2 separate regions of the Mus musculus genome follow, and region 1 is linked to region 2. A link is a loop called in an ENCODE intact Hi-C map of the cell type or tissue named here. Cell type or tissue: heart. All regions are shown on one strand.

The links. Peaks named below come from ENCODE experiments on the same cell type or tissue, not always from the same donor. Only the 100,000 strongest peaks of a DNase experiment are listed, where the experiment ranks them.
Region 1: a loop joins it to region 2, with 6 times the contacts of the local background. A loop is called at or near these places in 33 of 42 quality-filtered maps.

The regions. Positions count from the first base shown.
Region 1 is chr9:108,091,946-108,099,945 of GRCm38, reverse strand. It overlaps Apeh (acylpeptide hydrolase), which reads left to right and starts at 5,466. Exons shown (of 22, transcript NM_146226.2): 1 at 5,466-5,511; 2 at 5,587-5,719; 3 at 6,198-6,324; 4 at 6,872-6,965; 5 at 7,064-7,139; 6 at 7,229-7,392; 7 at 7,533-7,670; 8 at 7,767-7,858; 9 at 7,935-7,975. The coding sequence starts at 5,500. Bsn (bassoon) reads left to right here. Exons shown (of 12, transcript NM_007567.2): 12 at 49-3,924. In heart, CTCF peaks have their summits at 4,162 (motif pointing left) and 5,385; DNase peaks (open chromatin) are centred at 4,787, 5,325 and 6,237; H3K4me3 peaks cover 3,989 bases; H3K27ac peaks cover 5,373 bases.
Region 2 is chr9:108,198,380-108,206,379 of GRCm38, reverse strand. It overlaps Dag1 (dystroglycan 1), which reads left to right. Exons shown (of 4, transcript NM_001276482.1): 4 at 1-1,519. Among named protein-coding and RNA genes, the nearest start is that of Bsn, 12 kb to the right of the region's middle. In heart, CTCF peaks have their summits at 3,126, 4,041 (motif pointing left) and 4,957 (motif pointing right); DNase peaks (open chromatin) are centred at 3,139 and 5,059; H3K4me3 peaks cover 926 bases; H3K27ac peaks cover 658 bases.

The sequences.
Region 1 (8,000 bases), 110 kb after region 2:
ACAACAAACCCTTCTTCCTTCTCTCCCTCTCTCCTTCTCTTTTCAAAGCATCTACAAGCTGGCAAACCTTTGGCCCAAAGATTCCCAGCAGGCGGGCCCCAGCAGGCAGGCCTCAACCAAGCATGAGAATGACATGTGTTCTCACAGCAGCGACCTAGGTGAAGCATCTGCCGGACCAATGGGACCATTGGCTTGGGGGACCTTTCATGTCTTTCAAGAGACCCTGCCTTACTCAGGCCAGCCGTCCTTGGGAGCGAGGAGCCCTCCTCACCAGAACGCGGTTGCTGCTGTTGCTGTCTGCTGCTCTTCCCGCAGCCTCCTGTGGCCTGGCCACCAGGCTTCCAATGCGTTATACACAGAGTTTGGGTGCACACTGCCCTCCTCTAAGATGCCAGAAGTTTTTTCCACAGCCTTGGAGAGGGGCTTTGACTGAGGGCTGGGGCCCTGGGCTCCGATTCCTTCACATTCCAGCTGGCCCGGATCCCTGTGTGGCCATAAGGCCTTGCCCTCGTCACCCTGCTCTGGGGGTGACACTGGAGCAGACGTCCACATGGCCAGCATGGGTTTGGGAGAACTTTACAAACATTAGGACCCTAACACTGTCTCATCGCTGAAACAAGAGGCCATAGCACCGAAACGCAGCGTGGGCACCGGCTGAGGCTTCTCCCAGCCCGTGGATGGCAGCGTAACTAGGCATGCCTGCCATCACCTTAAAGCCATCCCCCCAGCCATTGTGAGCACCCCAGCAGCACCGCCATTGTCTCGACCAGCCGGCTCCTCGGCTCCTCATCTCTACACCTGAGGATTTCTTTTGATTTCAGGAACAGCCTTAATCATTCCAGTTTGATTTACATGTATACCTCATGAACATTTTTTTGTTGTTGTTGTTTTATTTTTCTTTCTCTCCCTTTCTTTTCTTTGCTTTTATCCCTTTGTCTCTCCCCCACCCCACCCCCACCCCGCAACCTCGTGACTGATGGTTTGGTTTCCTCTCTGCTCTGCCCCTGCTCAGCACAGGGAGAAACGTTGATTTAGAAGCAATAGCGGGCAGCAGGCCACCAAGAGCACAAACCCAGGGCGAGGTCTAGGGAGGCTCCTCAGCCCGCCTGTTTACTGTCTTCTTAAGCCATCAGCAGTGGGTGTGCTCAGAGCAGAGGAGCCAAGGGAGAGCTTCAGAGACCTGTGAGGTAAGGGGAGTATAACACCGTCCATTCACCTCGTGGACTGGGCTACATGCCTCCCCAAAGCCCTTCCCTGGGAGGCCTCCCTTCATCTCGGGCCCAGCCACAAGTCTCATCTCTAATGTTCTATGCAATGAAATATAAACCCTCAAAGACAACTGTTAATATTTAATAAATTCCGTGTTACATATAAGGAGTTAATTGCAAACATGCAGTTGAGAAACTGGATAGCTCTATCTGCTCATACCATCACCCCAACCCAATCCTTGTCCCCACATTCTGTGTGTGTGAGAGAGAAATGGAGAGCGTGAGTGCGTGTGTGCGTGCGTGCGTGCGTGCGTGCGTGTGTGTGTGTGTGTGTGTGTGTATGCGCGTGTGCAGGTGTGCATGTGTAAATTTTAAGTCTGTGGCATGTTTGACCTGTGGCAGGACTCGCTGCTTGCCAGGTGAGTCGCCGCCTGTCTGGCACTGGAGCATGCACGGCTCGAAGCTTCTTTGCACGATTTCATTCATTTTAAATGCCCGACCTCTTGCTTGGAGTTCTTTTCGCCTCCAAACCTCTCCTTTAGGAGCGCTTCTCCCTGACTTTGGGACACGCTAGTAAAGACCTGCCAGAACTGCCTACATTTGCCAGGCCAGGGAGCAGGCAGTGAGGCCCCAGACACCTTGCAGTTTTTATCTGTGTACAATAGCAGATAAAAACAAACCTTAGACTAGACAGAGAGGGGAGCCCGCACAGGATGCATGTGTATGGACATTCTGTGGGTTTGCTGTAGGATTTCTACTTGTATATCATTTTTCCTCCTATCCCAGGCCTGAGCCAAAAGAAACTGGTCACATCTTCCCAGTGGGGTACTGCTCAAGGGCAAAGCTTGGGGCACATCTGTGGAGAGGCAGAAGCCAAGGGATCCTGGCTGTGCCCTATGATTCCCAGATCTTGACTGACTCTGCTCTATGTCTCTCCTTTGTGATGAAGAAGCTTAAAGGATTGTGAGCCAAGAGATCTATCTGGAGTGGAGCCAGGGGTCATAAGGTACCCAGAAGGAGCTGGCTATGGCTGAAAATATCATTCAGGAAAAAACTGTTCACATAAATAACAGCTTCAAACTGAGCCCAGAAGGTCTCTCAAGAGCAAAACTTACTGAAGGGTTGGTGTAACCCTCTCCACATCTGCCCCAGGACTTGCCTCCTCTGAGGCATAAGTATCACACTGTTGTCAGCATCTCCCTCACTGGCCCAGGAGTAGGGCAGACAGTACCTGCCTGACCCCTAAAGTCTGGCCTGCCTCCAGAGAGCTTTGGTGTATACCATGCATTTCTCAGGGGTTCACGTTTCTCATGCATTTTTACAAGGCTTATAAATCCTTTAGTGTGGGATCCTGTCCCACCATCGGCAGCTGTGGTTGGGACACTTCAAGCTGTGTTGGACTTAAGAGCCCGAGTTCCCGGGATTTAGCTTTCTTCACACTATGGAATATCTCAGAGATCAAACTTGGGCTATATGGGGCCATCGCTAAAAGGGCTGAAGAAGGCCCTCTTTGAGGAACTCCCAGGCCCAGGTGTGTACAGGATGTGCCCAGGGTCTAGATACCTGGGACCATGACTGTATTCCTTTCCTCTCAGAGTCAAGGGGCTAGACTAGGGGATGAGGGCAGGCAGGGTGTCCACGGGTCAGTCTCTGGCTGACCCCTAGGCTCTAAAGTATTAACTTTACAGCACATTTCTTTTCTGACATTTCTGATATCTGCTACTCTATCCCTGGCTGTGCCCACAGGACAGATCTTTGCCCTTCTGTGAATATGACTGCAGGAGTCTTCTAGGCCATAGGTATCCCTGGCCCTTATGTTGACTCTGTGTAGAGCCCAGACCTCCATTTTCTCCCCTCTTAGTGTCATAAGCAAGGGCACCCTCCTCTGCCCACGCAAGGCCTCAACACACTCACTTCATAGGGATGGTCCTCGCACCATCTTCTTCCTGTTCTTTGGGCAGGGTGAACAGTCTCAGGGCCCACACTGAAAGAACAGCCAGGGCAGCAATTCTGGTCTGTATGCTGGAGCCTCTGGGGAGTTTTCCAGGCAGGTCCTTGTCCGTGAGAGTACAGTCCTGCCCAATAGCCCTTCTCCTCCCTTGCTGTAAATAATGTGTCATCATGGACTCCATCAGGGCCGGAGGGACATATATAATCAAATGAAACTCTCTGGAGATGCCATCTCTGTCTCCCTGGGTGCCAGCACCCTGCTACCATGTGCACCGGGTGGCACTGGAGAGCCATAGAAGTCATGAGATACTGTATGTGTAAGCACATGTACATGAGTGTGTGTGTGTGTGTGTGTGTGTGTGTATGTATGTATGTATGTGTGAGTGTGTGTGTGTGTTTGTGCGTGTGTGCACGAGTCTCATTCAGCCTCTGGGGTCAAATCAATTCCTCTCAAGTGTGGTACCCTAGAGAGTGGTGGCCATCTACATTTTCTCCCTCTAGCTTCTATGTCTTGTTTTTGCTTTCCCTCCCCTCCTCCTCCCCTCTCTCTCCTTCTCTCTGTGAGGGGGGAGAGTGCTGTACAAAGTCAAACAAACAAGTTTACATTGTAAGTGCAATGACCCGAGTCCTCCACATGACCTTGTGAATTGTGTGCCGTCCTCCTGTGCTCTGTGAGAACTCGTGGTACTTCAGTGTCCCTCCCCTGTACTGTGACAAGGTATTTCTGTGGTATCAGAATAAAAGGACTTGATATAAACAACCTTCAGACAGTCTCGGGGTGATTTCTGAAGTGGGAACACTTAGCCAAACAGGTAGATGCCAACGTTTGTGACAGTATTCTCCACGATTAAAGAAAAAAATGAGAAAGAGCAAAATTTCAGAAATGTTGGCACAATTGAGGCGGAGTCAACACCAAGCCATTCAAACATGACCCTCCAGGAAGGTGCAAAGGCTTGTCCTAAGCCACCAGACAGTTTTCAGGATCCTGGTTCCCAGGAGCTAGATGGGCAAGTGCTGCCCCCTGGTGCTATCAAACAAGCTTTACATCTGCCTACCTTGTTCGAAACTCCCCCCCCCCCCCCAGTCCCCCATGGCTGAGACTTTAATCCTTAGTATAGTCAAGAATAGTTCAAGCTGGATATCATAGCCCACACATTTAATCCCAGCTCTTGGGAGACAGAGATAGGTGGGTCTCTGTGAGTTTGAGGCCAGAACTACGTAGAGAAACTAAACAAATATAAGTTAAGCAGCACTAGAAAATAAGAAACAGAGATTAAAGAGTATCAATTTTGCCTCAAGTAAGAAAGAAAGCACTCATTCAAGGGGGCCCATAGCTGGTCTAAAAGACCAGCCACTCTCAAGCTATATGGAGGAGGGGGAGATACCTACTGTTGCCCAACCACTCTTGCTCTCTGCTGTCACCTAAGTCAACCTAGTCCTGTGTCGTGTGCAGGAGACTGTCTGCCTAGGCTCTTCTTTCCACAGCACGCTCGCTGCTCTTAGGTGAAGTCTGACCCTCCACATCGGCCCTTGGAGTAGGTTGAGACCCAGTCGGCTCACGATCCGCAGCAAGGAGCTTCTGAGAAGGGCGGGTTAAGGCTGTGGCAACAGATAGCTTTAGGGGCAAGTCTGGTGATTGATAAGCCAGGGTAGCACCCAGAGAGTTCAGCACCGCCCTTTGCCCGGCGCCCCAGGGCTCCACCCGGGAACCTAAGTTTCCCACTCCTAATCGCCTGGCTTGCAGTAGATGGGGAGAGCGCTGAAAGAGATCCCTGCGACTGAGGCGCCCCGCAACATTCCGCTTTCACAGACCCGCTAGTCTCTGTATTCGGTTCCCACCCGTCCCCGCCCCCGCCCCCGCCCCCTCATCCTTAAGGATCATTAGTGTTCCTCCGAAGCCCCACCCTTCGAACGCTCAGGGCTTTCTCTCTGATCCCGCAGCTTTCAGCTCACAGTCGGCTGGAGTCCAATCCTACTTCCTTCACTCCTCCCAGACCTGCCCTGTCTCTGAACACCGGCTCTGTATTCTGCTGCTATACGTCCGCCCTCACTCCTCGGAGCCTCCCCTCTCTAAAAATCCCAGGACTCGACTCCCTGATTCTGCCTCCCACTTGCCTAGTCTTCGACTGAATTTTTGTTTCCCGCTCCTCCCCTCCGGGCGGCTCCTTCGTAGGCCCCGCCTTCTTACTATCCAGGCCCCGCCCCCTGCCGACTGGCCGGAGCTTATACAGGGCCCTGCGGGTCCCAGGTCGCCACTGAGTGTAGCGGAAACTGGGGACCGCCTTAGGCCCCGCCCCCGGAGCTTCACTTCCGGGACTTAGCTGCTACCGAAAGACCGACTATGGAGCGTCAGGTGAGGGCTCGGCCCGTGGCCCCCGTGGCCTCCGTAGCCCGGGCTGAGCCTGACCCTGGTGTGTCCCCTGCGCAGGTGCTGCTGAGTGAGCCCCAGGAGGCGGCAGCGCTGTACCGGGGCCTTAGCCGCCAGCCTTCGCTGAGCGCCGCCTGCCTGGGCCCGGAGGTCACCACGCAGTATGGGGGCCTCTATCGGACTGTGCACACTGGTGTGTAGACCGAGGGAACTGGGTGGCGACGGGCCGTGCATCCAGGTGGAGAGATGGGGACTGTGGAGGGCACGCTGCTTGACACGGGTTTGGGGAGGAAACCCAACTGTAGTTCCTGCGCACAGGTGTTTTGGGGGCTGCACTAGCCTTACTGATAAATAATTCCGTAAATGAGTTGAAGGTGTGGGAGTAAAATTCAGACCTGAGTGCAAGGTGTGGGCCTCGCAGGACTCTCCGGCCCTTACATTCTACAACCCAACAACAGCTATGTTGCCCTTAAAATTCTGTGGTTGGTAGTGGGTTCTCTCTGACCGTCAGCTCAGGCTCTGGGAGCCTAGGCTTAGGTTATATTAAGTGAAGTGTTGTCCAGGCTATACTCAGGCTGTCCGGAGACAGACTGGGAAAGATAGGCCTTGATTGGTGGGCAGTGGTCCAAACTGGCCCAGACAAGTTGAGCAGCCCCCTGCCTCCCTTGCAGAGTGGACTCAGAGGGACTTGGATCGAATGGAGAACATCCGATTCTGCCGCCAGTACCTAGTGTTCCATGATGGAGACTCGGTGGTGTTTGCCGGGCCTGCGGGCAACAGTGTGGAAACCCGGGGGGAGTAAGTGTGACAGGAGCAGTCTGTAGACAAGACCGCAGCCACCTGCCTTGCTAGCCTTTCATAAATGTCGCCATGTGTCCTTAGGGTGTTGTGCTCTGTGCCTATCCCCTTCAGGGACAACTTTGGGTGGCTTCAGGGGAGCAAAGAGCAAGGTGCCTGACCCCTGAGAGCTTGTCTGGTCTCTGGAGACATGGCCTGATAAATACTAGGAGCTTCTTCTAAACTAGGGCCTAGGTCCCTAGGACTCTGGAGACAGTCGAGTCAGTAACCTAAGGAAGAGAAAAAAGGCCAGCCAGCTTGAGGCTGGGAGTGCTTCATGGGCTGGTATGATTTCAGAGTCCCAGTTAGCTGGGAGATAGCCTCCTGTGCGGCCAATTCTGATTTTATAACGCCAGACCTAAAAGGGCTTATAAAGAAAGGAGAGAGAGACAGACAGACAGACAGAGACAGAGACTCAGCTAAGAGGTTGTGACCAGTAAGGGGGCCAGCACAAGGCTGTTGGGGGGGACGACTTGGCACCTTCCTGACCTGCAACCCCTGTTCTCAGGCTGCTGAGCAGAGAGTCTCCTTCAGGCACCATGAAAGCAGTGCTGCGCAAGGCTGGAGGTGCAGTCTCGGGAGAGGAAAAACAGTTCTTGGAGGTGAGTTTGCAAGGATGAGGTGGCAGCCAGCCGGTCACTTAGTGCCACAAGTGAAGCCCTGTGGAGGGGCAAGCAGCCTGATGCCCAGGTATCTTCAGGTCTGGGAGAAGAACCGCAAGCTCAAGAGTTTCAACCTGTCTGCACTGGAGAAGCATGGGCCTGTGTATGAAGATGGTGAGGCGCCTGGCTGGTAAGCAGGAGGGGTGGGCAGAAGGGGCAGCTATAGCATTGGGCTCCCCCTAACCGTCCCTCCCTGCATGCAGACTGCTTTGGCTGCCTCTCCTGGTCACACTCAGAGACGCACTTGTTGTATGTGGCGGAGAAGAAGCGTCCCAAAGCTGAGTCCTTCTTTCAAACCAAAGCCTTGGACGTCAGTGCCAGTGATGAGGAGATGGCCAGGCCGAAGAAGCCAGACCAGGCCATCAAGGTGCTTGTGGTGTGGCCGGGCCACACAGGCCCTGCCGGGCAGCCCTGCCCTACATCCGGTGGACCTGGGAGGCCCTAGTGTCTAGGAGGCAGGTCAGGGTTCTGTAGGCACCCTGGGCATTGAGTGTCCTCTGTTCTCAGGGGGACCAGTTTGTATTTTATGAAGACTGGGGAGAAACTATGGTTTCCAAAAGCATCCCTGTGCTCTGCGTGCTGGATATCGAGAGTGGTAACATCTCCGTGCTTGAGGGCGTCCCTGAAAATGTGTCCCCTGGTCAGGTCAGCAGCAACATGGCCTTTGCCCCTTCTGGAGTCGGGGTCCCCTGCTTGAGCGATTACGTCTTGCTCATACCTACTTTGTGGTTTTGTTTGCAGGCTTTCTGGGCCCCTGGAGACACGGGTGTGGTGTTTGTGGGCTGGTGGCACGAACCCTTCCGGCTAGGTATCCGCTACTGCACCAATCGCAGGTGAGAAAGCAGGCAGACCAGAGGGCCCTTACGGCCCAGCTGACCATAGAGCTGAGTGTCTCTCTGACCTTTCCAGGTCAGCCCTGTACTATGTGGACCTGAGCGGGGGGAAGTGTGGTAAGTGTCTGGCGTCCGCACGTGC
Region 2 (8,000 bases):
GGCCTCCAACCTAGGTGCTCCAAGGTGGGCCAGCTGCTCGTAGGGGCACCTGGGAAGGTCGAAGGACTCCACCTCATCAACCTTTCTTTTCCCTTCTCTGTGGTTTGGTTTGGTTTGGTTCTGTTCTTTCCCTTCCCTCTTAAAAGGAATATCACGGTCTTTGAAACACTCAGTGGGGGACATTTTGGTGAAGATGCAATATTTTTATGTCATGTGATGCTCTTTCCTCACTTGACCTTGGCCACTTTGTCCCAACAGTCCACAGCCCTACCCCATATACCCTGCCCCTCTTCTCTGGCGCTCCAGTCCTGGGCCGTGGGCCTGTGGCTGGGGAGGAGTGCCAGCAATAGTTCATAGTAAAAGTCTGTGGGCTCTCAAAGCTAATTTTTTACTAAAGTTTTTATACAGCCTCAAATTGTTTTATTAAAAAAAAAAAGATTAAAAAATGGTGATGCTTAGCAGCAGTTTGTATAAGCTCCTAGTGTCAACTCCATGGGACTGATGGCTTTGCTCATTTGGACCCTCCCCTCCTTCTTTTCCTAATGGGTTAAATTCTGGATTACATAGAGGCTTCCTTTGCCTTTTTTAGCAGAACATCGTCCATCTGTCTGCATCTCTGTCCCATGACTCAGGGGCACCCACTCTGCTTTGATTCTCCTCCTTTGGAAGAAACCATTTTGAGCATGCCTTTTCTTGATGTCTGAGTTATTTCGGGTACCTTTTAGGGAGGAATGCCTTTTGCAATAATGTATCCCTTCCCTGATGGAGGGTGGGTGGGTGGACCCAGGCTCCCTTTGCACACGGAGCAGTACCTTCTAAGCCATATCGACTGTTGAGCAGAGGGTGTGCTGTCTCAGGAAGGAAAGGCCAGTAGTTCAGAAGGGTTGCTTCCAAATGGTGGTTCTTCTGCTTTCTCCACAAGGCCTACCCTTCCTGCTCAGCCCCCAGGAGGGTTCTTTGTAGTGAGCACTCCCCATGCGGGAGTCTGCCGATGAGTGCTTCATGGATGGCTGGTGACTGGGCCTTGTGCTCCCAAGCTCTGGTCCGAGCTGGAGTTTCCCTGATGTCCCAGAGTCAAGAGCAGGGATCTGATCCGATGAAATTATTTCTGGTGACCTCATCAAAAATAAATAAATAAATAAACAAATAAACAAATCCCAGTATTCCAGGTGAGGGCTTTGGGAAGCCCTCCAGATAACTCTTGTTGCTCTTAGCAACCCCACCATTGGGCATTGCCATGTAGAGAGGAGGCAGGCCCAAAGTGGCCTGTTGTCATAGCAACTGGAGGCAGTGGGGCAGTGAACAGAATAACAACAGCAACAATGCCTTTGCAGGCAGCCCCCTCCCTGAGCCGGCGATGGCCATCAGACTCTGAGACAGAGAGCCAATCTCACATTCAAGTGTTCACCAACCACTGACGTGTTTTTATTTCCTTCTATATGATTTTAAGATGTGTTTTCTGCATTCTGTATAGAAACATATCAAACTAAATAAAAGCAGTGTCTTTATTACAATGTCATTGCCTCTGACTGTCTATTTACCTGGGATCTTCTGGTTCCTGGGCGTGAATGGTGGGAGAGGATCAATCATGGTAGAGAAGGGCAGCTCAGGGAACCTCTGCAGAAGCTGCCATTTCTGTGCCGCCGGGACCTCTGCCAATACGCAAGCTGCTTCTAGTGCTCCTTCTGCCTTTAGTCAAGACTAACTTTAGTCCTCAGTTTCCTCATTTGCCAAGGTAGGGTATAACTGGGAGTCTAGTGGATGGGGTGGAGCGTGATGGGAGATGTGCCTCAGAAGAGGCAGCCTCTCTGAAGGCTGGGGTGGAGCTATGCTGATGGAAACTCTACTGTGGCTTTTATCGTCTTTTGTCCAAAAATACCTATGGGCTTGGGATTGGCTGGTAACCTTAGCGAGCGGTTTCTAACCAGGGTGCTTTGTGCTTGAGCTTCCAGATTCTGGGTGGCCAGCCCTAAGGTGGTGCCTGTCAGGATGTAGACGGGCCTAGGTAGAATGAGCGTACTCCATATCTAGGAAAGGACAGGTGTTCTCCTGGGACAATGCTCATACAGGAAGTAGAGATGCAGCAGTTGTTGCCAGAGGGCCAGTGGTTACAGAAAAAAACGGTGCCTCTTCTGGTTTGTCTCTGCTTCTACCAGCTCACCATGAGTCTTTGCACCCCACTTTTCCTGATGGTCCAAAAGTGTTTGCAGTTAGGATATAAATGTGTAGCACCTTGAAAATGCCAAGGCAAAACCAGCCTAGGCACAAGGGCAGACATGGTGGGGCACACCAATAACTCAAGTTCTTGGGAAGTGGAGCGAAGAGGATCAGGAGTTCAAGGACAGAGTAAGCTACTTAGTAAGTTTCACCTGGGACTCATGAGACCTTGTCCAAAGATACCACATCAGGAAAGACTCCTGACAAGTGTTCAAAGGCACATGCCTCACGGAGCCTTCTAAGCATTGCAGCAGGAACCCCGTAGATGACCCCACAATTGCTCTCAGTTAAGCTGACCCTCAGAAAGCTCAGCTTAAGATGAAACTGAGGATGATCGAGAAGCTACAGGCTGCACGGGGCTCCAGCTGCTTCCTGTCTTCTTTGCAGGAGGTGAGTTGCTGTTGAGCCTGGTAGATGGCCTGCTCCCCAGCCCTCAGGCCAAGTTCCTATGATCTTGTCTTGGTGGAAGTGAGTCTGCCTATGAACAGAAGGTGATAGGAGGGCAGGGGGCAGGCAGAAGGGTACTAAGAGGAACCTGTTTTTCTACTTGATTTGACGCAGGGCTACTTCCTGGGATCCCTCCAGCAAGGCTCTCCAGTCTGTTATTGAGGTTAGGACAGTGCTGTCTCCAAGGGGCTCCAAGATACCCAGTGAACTGGGGCATGGAGTTGAGATAATGGATTATAGTCAAGAGTCGGCCCTCAAGAGAGGTAGAGAGAAAAGCAGAGGATCTGAATTCTTAGCAATCTTGTGTAGACACTTCCGTGAGAGCCAAGCTCTCTGGATCAATCATGGGCGAGACAAGGCTGTTGGCTAGAGGACCTAGTGTGTTTATGAACGGTGACTCGCCTGGCTTCTAGACTATTGCTAAGATGTAGCTTCTAGCTTCTTTTTCTATGCTCCTGCCAAACGAGCCGCTAGGAGGAGCTCTTCCCTGGTTTCTTTACAATACGCAAGGTCTATTCTCAAATACCGGTCCTTCAAAGCTAAATTTTAGTTTCAGTATTGCTGTCTTAAAAATCCATATCAGAGGCCGGGCGGTGGTGGCACACGCCTTTAATCCCAGCACTCGAGAGGCAGAGGCAGGTGGATTTCTGAGTTCGAGGCCAGCCTGGTCTATGGAGTCAGTTCCAGGACAGCCAGGACTACAGAGAGAAACCCTGTCTCAAAAAAACAAAAAACAAAAAACAAAAAAAAAAAAAACAAAACCCAAAAAACCAAAACCAAAACAAAACAAATCCCTATCAGTCTAGCACAGTAGCACACGCCTGTAATCCTGGCGTGTGTGAAGCAGAGGCATTAGAGGAGTTGAAGACAGTCTTGGCTACATAAAAAAATCTGAGATCAGTCTTGGCTACATGAGACTGTCTTAAAACAAAAAGCCTGCAGTGGCACACACTGTAATCCAGCATTCAGGAGCCAGAGGTTTATGAACCTCTCTGAGTTTGAGGCCAGCTTTGTCTGCATGGTGAGTTCCACTCCAGCCAAGACTACTTAGCAAGATCTTGTCTCAAAAAAGGGGAGATGGCGCCAGGCATGGTGGTGCACACCTTTAATCCTAACACTTGGGAGGCAGAGGCAGGCGGATTTCTGAGTTCAAGGCCAGCCTGGTCTACAAAGTGAGTTCCAGGACAGCCAGGGCTATACAGAGAAATCCTGTCTCAAAACCATCCCCGCCCCCCAAAAAGAGGAGGTGGGGAGCAGGAGAGATGAAATGCTCTCCAGTTCAGAGCACTTGCTATTTGTTAGTCCTGAGGACCCAAGTTCAGTGGCTAACACCCACATCTGGTGTCTCAGCCTCCTGGATGCCCTCTTCTGGTCTTTGTGGGGACCCACACCCAGGACATACATTTAACATAGATACACTTACACATAAATAAAAACAGATCTTTAAAAGTGAAAAGGAAAATGAAAGGGAAAAGATAATCGGTGTGGTAGCACTTGCTGTTAACCCCAGCATTTTGGGAGGAAGGTAGATCTCTTTGAGTTCCAGGTCAGCTAGGATTACACAGTGAGGTCCTATCTTGAAAATAAGAAAAAAAGAAAGAAAAGTTATTTATTTTACTCACTTTCTATAAATTACTGTCTTTGATGCACGATGGCTAAGGCAGAGAAGTTGGCCACATTTTTCCAAACTAGCGTAAGGCAAGTTCCATTCCTAGGTGTGACCCCAACACTATTATTTTGTTTGTATTGTAGAAGATCAAGGTGTTTTTTTTTCCAATTTTTATTAGGTATTTTCTTCATTTACATTTCAAATGCTATCCTGAAAGTCCCCCATACTCCCCCCACCCACCCACCCACTCCCACTTCTTGGCCCTGGTGTTCCCCTGTACTGGGGCATATAAAGTTTGCAAGACCAAGGAGCCTCTCTTCCCAATAAAGACCAACATTTTAAATAAACCTCCTAATGAGGGATGGATTTACCACTTCTTTATGAGGACTCTAGAAGATGCAGAGGAGACAGTAGTTTAAAGGAGGGGTGCCCATCTGCTGGGAATTCCAGTGGTAGGAGCAACAGTTGACACCTACTTTGCTGAAGATGACTCGAATTTCATCTGAGACCACGTCTCTTGGGGGTTCTGTGAAGCCCAGATCTCTAGGCAGGTTCAGGACCAGAGCAAGGATTAGGTCTCAATTTGATAGTGGCTCCACAAGCACGCCAAGGAAGCCCCAGCTGACTAGCCCCAAAGGAGAACAATGTCTCCCGACTACCAGGAGATAGCGCTATAGGACTAAGAGGCCAGCAGTGGGCGGGGCTTGAAGAGGTGGGTTGTGGGTGGGAACAAGAATGCCGCAGGCATCAGAAAGTCGGGCTGTGTGCTGGAATGACTTAGGGAGGGAGGGGCTAAATTGCGCCAGCATAGCTGGGAAGGGAGGGGCCACCCGGATGTGGGCAGGACTGAAGCAGAGAGGCGGGCGGAGCGGTCCTCTAGTGGCGCTCAGGCTTCACTACCCTGCTGGGTTCTGAGAATGTGTCTGGTAATCCGAGGCTGTCATTCACATAATACATTCTCTCTCCTAAAAGGAAGCCTGCAGGGGAATGGGTGACGTTGAGGCCCTGGCTTTGCGCTGGCTTCTGCTCTGGGGTTTGAATTCTGCCTGCAAAGTTTGAATTCTGGTGTATTATATAGTCCTTAGGATTCTAACTACTCGTCCTAGCAAGATGGCTTAGTGTAAGGGCGGTTGCCTGAATTTGATCTCGTGATCCATATGTTGGAAAGAGAACTCTTGAAAGTTGGTTTCTGATTCAGATTACTAAACAAATAAACGTGGGTTGGGGAGACCCTCATCCTTTGCCAGCACAAAGTTCTCTCTTACTTTAAGACCTGTGCTCCATGGAGTCTAATTTCCACAATTTGGGTTTGTTGGATTTGTAGTCTCTCCTTCTTCGATCCTGAGAGCATCCGAGGCAGGGGATAGCCTGATAGGGTACTTCGGGATTTGGGAGCGTCTAGACTAGCAGTTAGGCACATCTGGTTGTTGGAGTCGTTTTAGTCTGTACTCCTGGGCAAAGAACATGACCCGAGAAACGAATGGGGATGGAGAATTGGTGGCTCATTCTCTTGTGGACCTGGGGCCTGAGTGCCCTGAAACGCCAGAGAATGCCTTTCCTCAGACTGTCCAGCTCCCGGCACACACTGGGAGAGCAGGTGATCGCTAGCTGGCCAAGAACGCTGTTGTTCTCTGTCTACAGGGTAGCTTAGTCTCAGGATATAGGGACAGATAAGTTTGGAGCCTACCACAATGGGGCAAGCTGAGGATAAGTCAGCCTTCCTACACAGTGACTTGAACTTAGTGCTCCAGGATCATGCCCCACTTCCCTTAGATACTAAGGGAACCTACGGTTAACAGTCTAAGGTTGAGAGCACACTTGGGGGTTGATCCTTTGGGGTCAAATGGCCTTTTCACAGAGGTTGCCTAAGACATTAGAAATCACAGATATTTACATTACACTTTACAACAGTGGCAAAATTACAGTAATGAAGTAGCAGCGAAAATAATTTTATGGTTGGGGGGTTACCACAACATGAGGAACTGTATCAAAGGGTCTCAGCTATGGGGAGGTTGAGAACCACTGTAAGTCTTAGAACGTCTTCTAAAGAAGGTCTTGGGAAAGAGAGGTGGAGCAAAGAGCTGGTCCAGTTAGTGTCAGAGGTGGGTGGACCTCTGAGGGAGTCTCTGAGAGGAAACTAGCTTTGTTTCAGATGCATTCATCCTCAGGGAGCCCAGGGTTGAGATGGGCAGGAACTGGCCATGGGGATTCTGATGTGGATGTAGACCTGCTGGATGCAGGAGCTCATGTCCTGTAGCATGTGTATGTGTGTGTGTGAGGGTGTATATGTACATGAGGGTGTGTATGTGTGTGAGTGTGTGTATGTAAGGATATGTGTGTGTGTGTGAGGGTGTGTATGTGTGTGAATGTGTGTAATGTGAGGGTGTATATGTGTGTGAGTGTGTGTATGTAAGGGTGTGTATGTGTGTGAATGTGAGTGTGTGTATGTGTGTGAGTGTGTGTATGTGTGTGAATGTGAGTGTGTGTATGTGTGTGAGTGTGTGTATGTGAGGGTGTGTGTGTGTGTGTATGTGAGAGAGAGTGTGTGTGTGTGTTGGGATGAGATGAGAATACTTGATTTTCCTGTGTCTAGTGTATGCTTAGAGTGAGGACAGTGGTGCAGCTCAGTTTGTAGTGTTTGCCCAACAAGCATAAAGCCTGGGTTCCATCCCTAGCACCATAAAAACCAGATGTGCCTTGGAAGACCAACAATCCCAGCACCGCAGAGGTGAATACAGGAAAAGTTCAAGGTTTCCCTCCTCTACAGTGGTACATGTATTCAATCCTAGAATTTAGGAGGCAAAGACAGGTGACTTTGCCTGTGACTTTGAGGCCAGCCTGGTCTACATAGCAAGTTTCAGGACACCCAGGGCTACATACTGAGACCTTGTTTCAAAACAAACAAACAAACAAACAATTAAGACTAAAGGGAATGTAGTGCAAATGAGAGCTTGAAGAAGTGCTGACTGTGAGTCCCTGGGCCCTGCCTCTATGATAATTATTCCCCACAACCCTGCTGTGGGTCCTGAGGCTGCACACTCCTGGAACTCCAGCCTCCTTAGAGAGATTCAGGCTCAGGAAGGGCTAGGATTCTTAGAGCAGCCTTGGGAATGGTCAGGGGTGAGCCTGTATGGAATTAGCATTAATAAAGATGGGGAAGACAATTCAATTGCTCACGGCCTTTCTGCTTACAGCAGATGGAGCCCGTCCTTTGCCCAGAGTTACTTGGAATTCTTTTTTTGTTACTTGGAATTCCTAGTCTGCACTGTCAGCTTTTTGCCTTCCCGGAAAGCTGGTGCTCACACCAGGCCTCCCAGCTGGAGGGGTTAGCAATACAGAAATAGTAACGGTAACCCAGATGTTGCTGCCTAACTGACACCTGCTCCCACCCAGCCCAGATCCTGGGGCAGCCAGGGCAGTGTCTCCTCAGACAACCTCAATGTCCAAGGGTAGTGTCAGCCTTCACTGTCTGGTGATACCATGCTTAAACTCACTACTACAGGTCAGGACACTGAGGGCCAGGAAGCAAGTGCATTGGGTTCGGGGTCTGGTTTGAGCAGCAGACTGGCAAAGGTTAGACTTGGATATCACAAGCTGAAGACATAATAGTTTCAACAGTCTTGACTCTGTTGTATCTCTAGAACCTAACTCAAAACATCAGTCAAGTTTAACTGACTGAAACCACCCATCTTGGCAGACACTAGGGCATCTTTGCCATGAAGGTCTT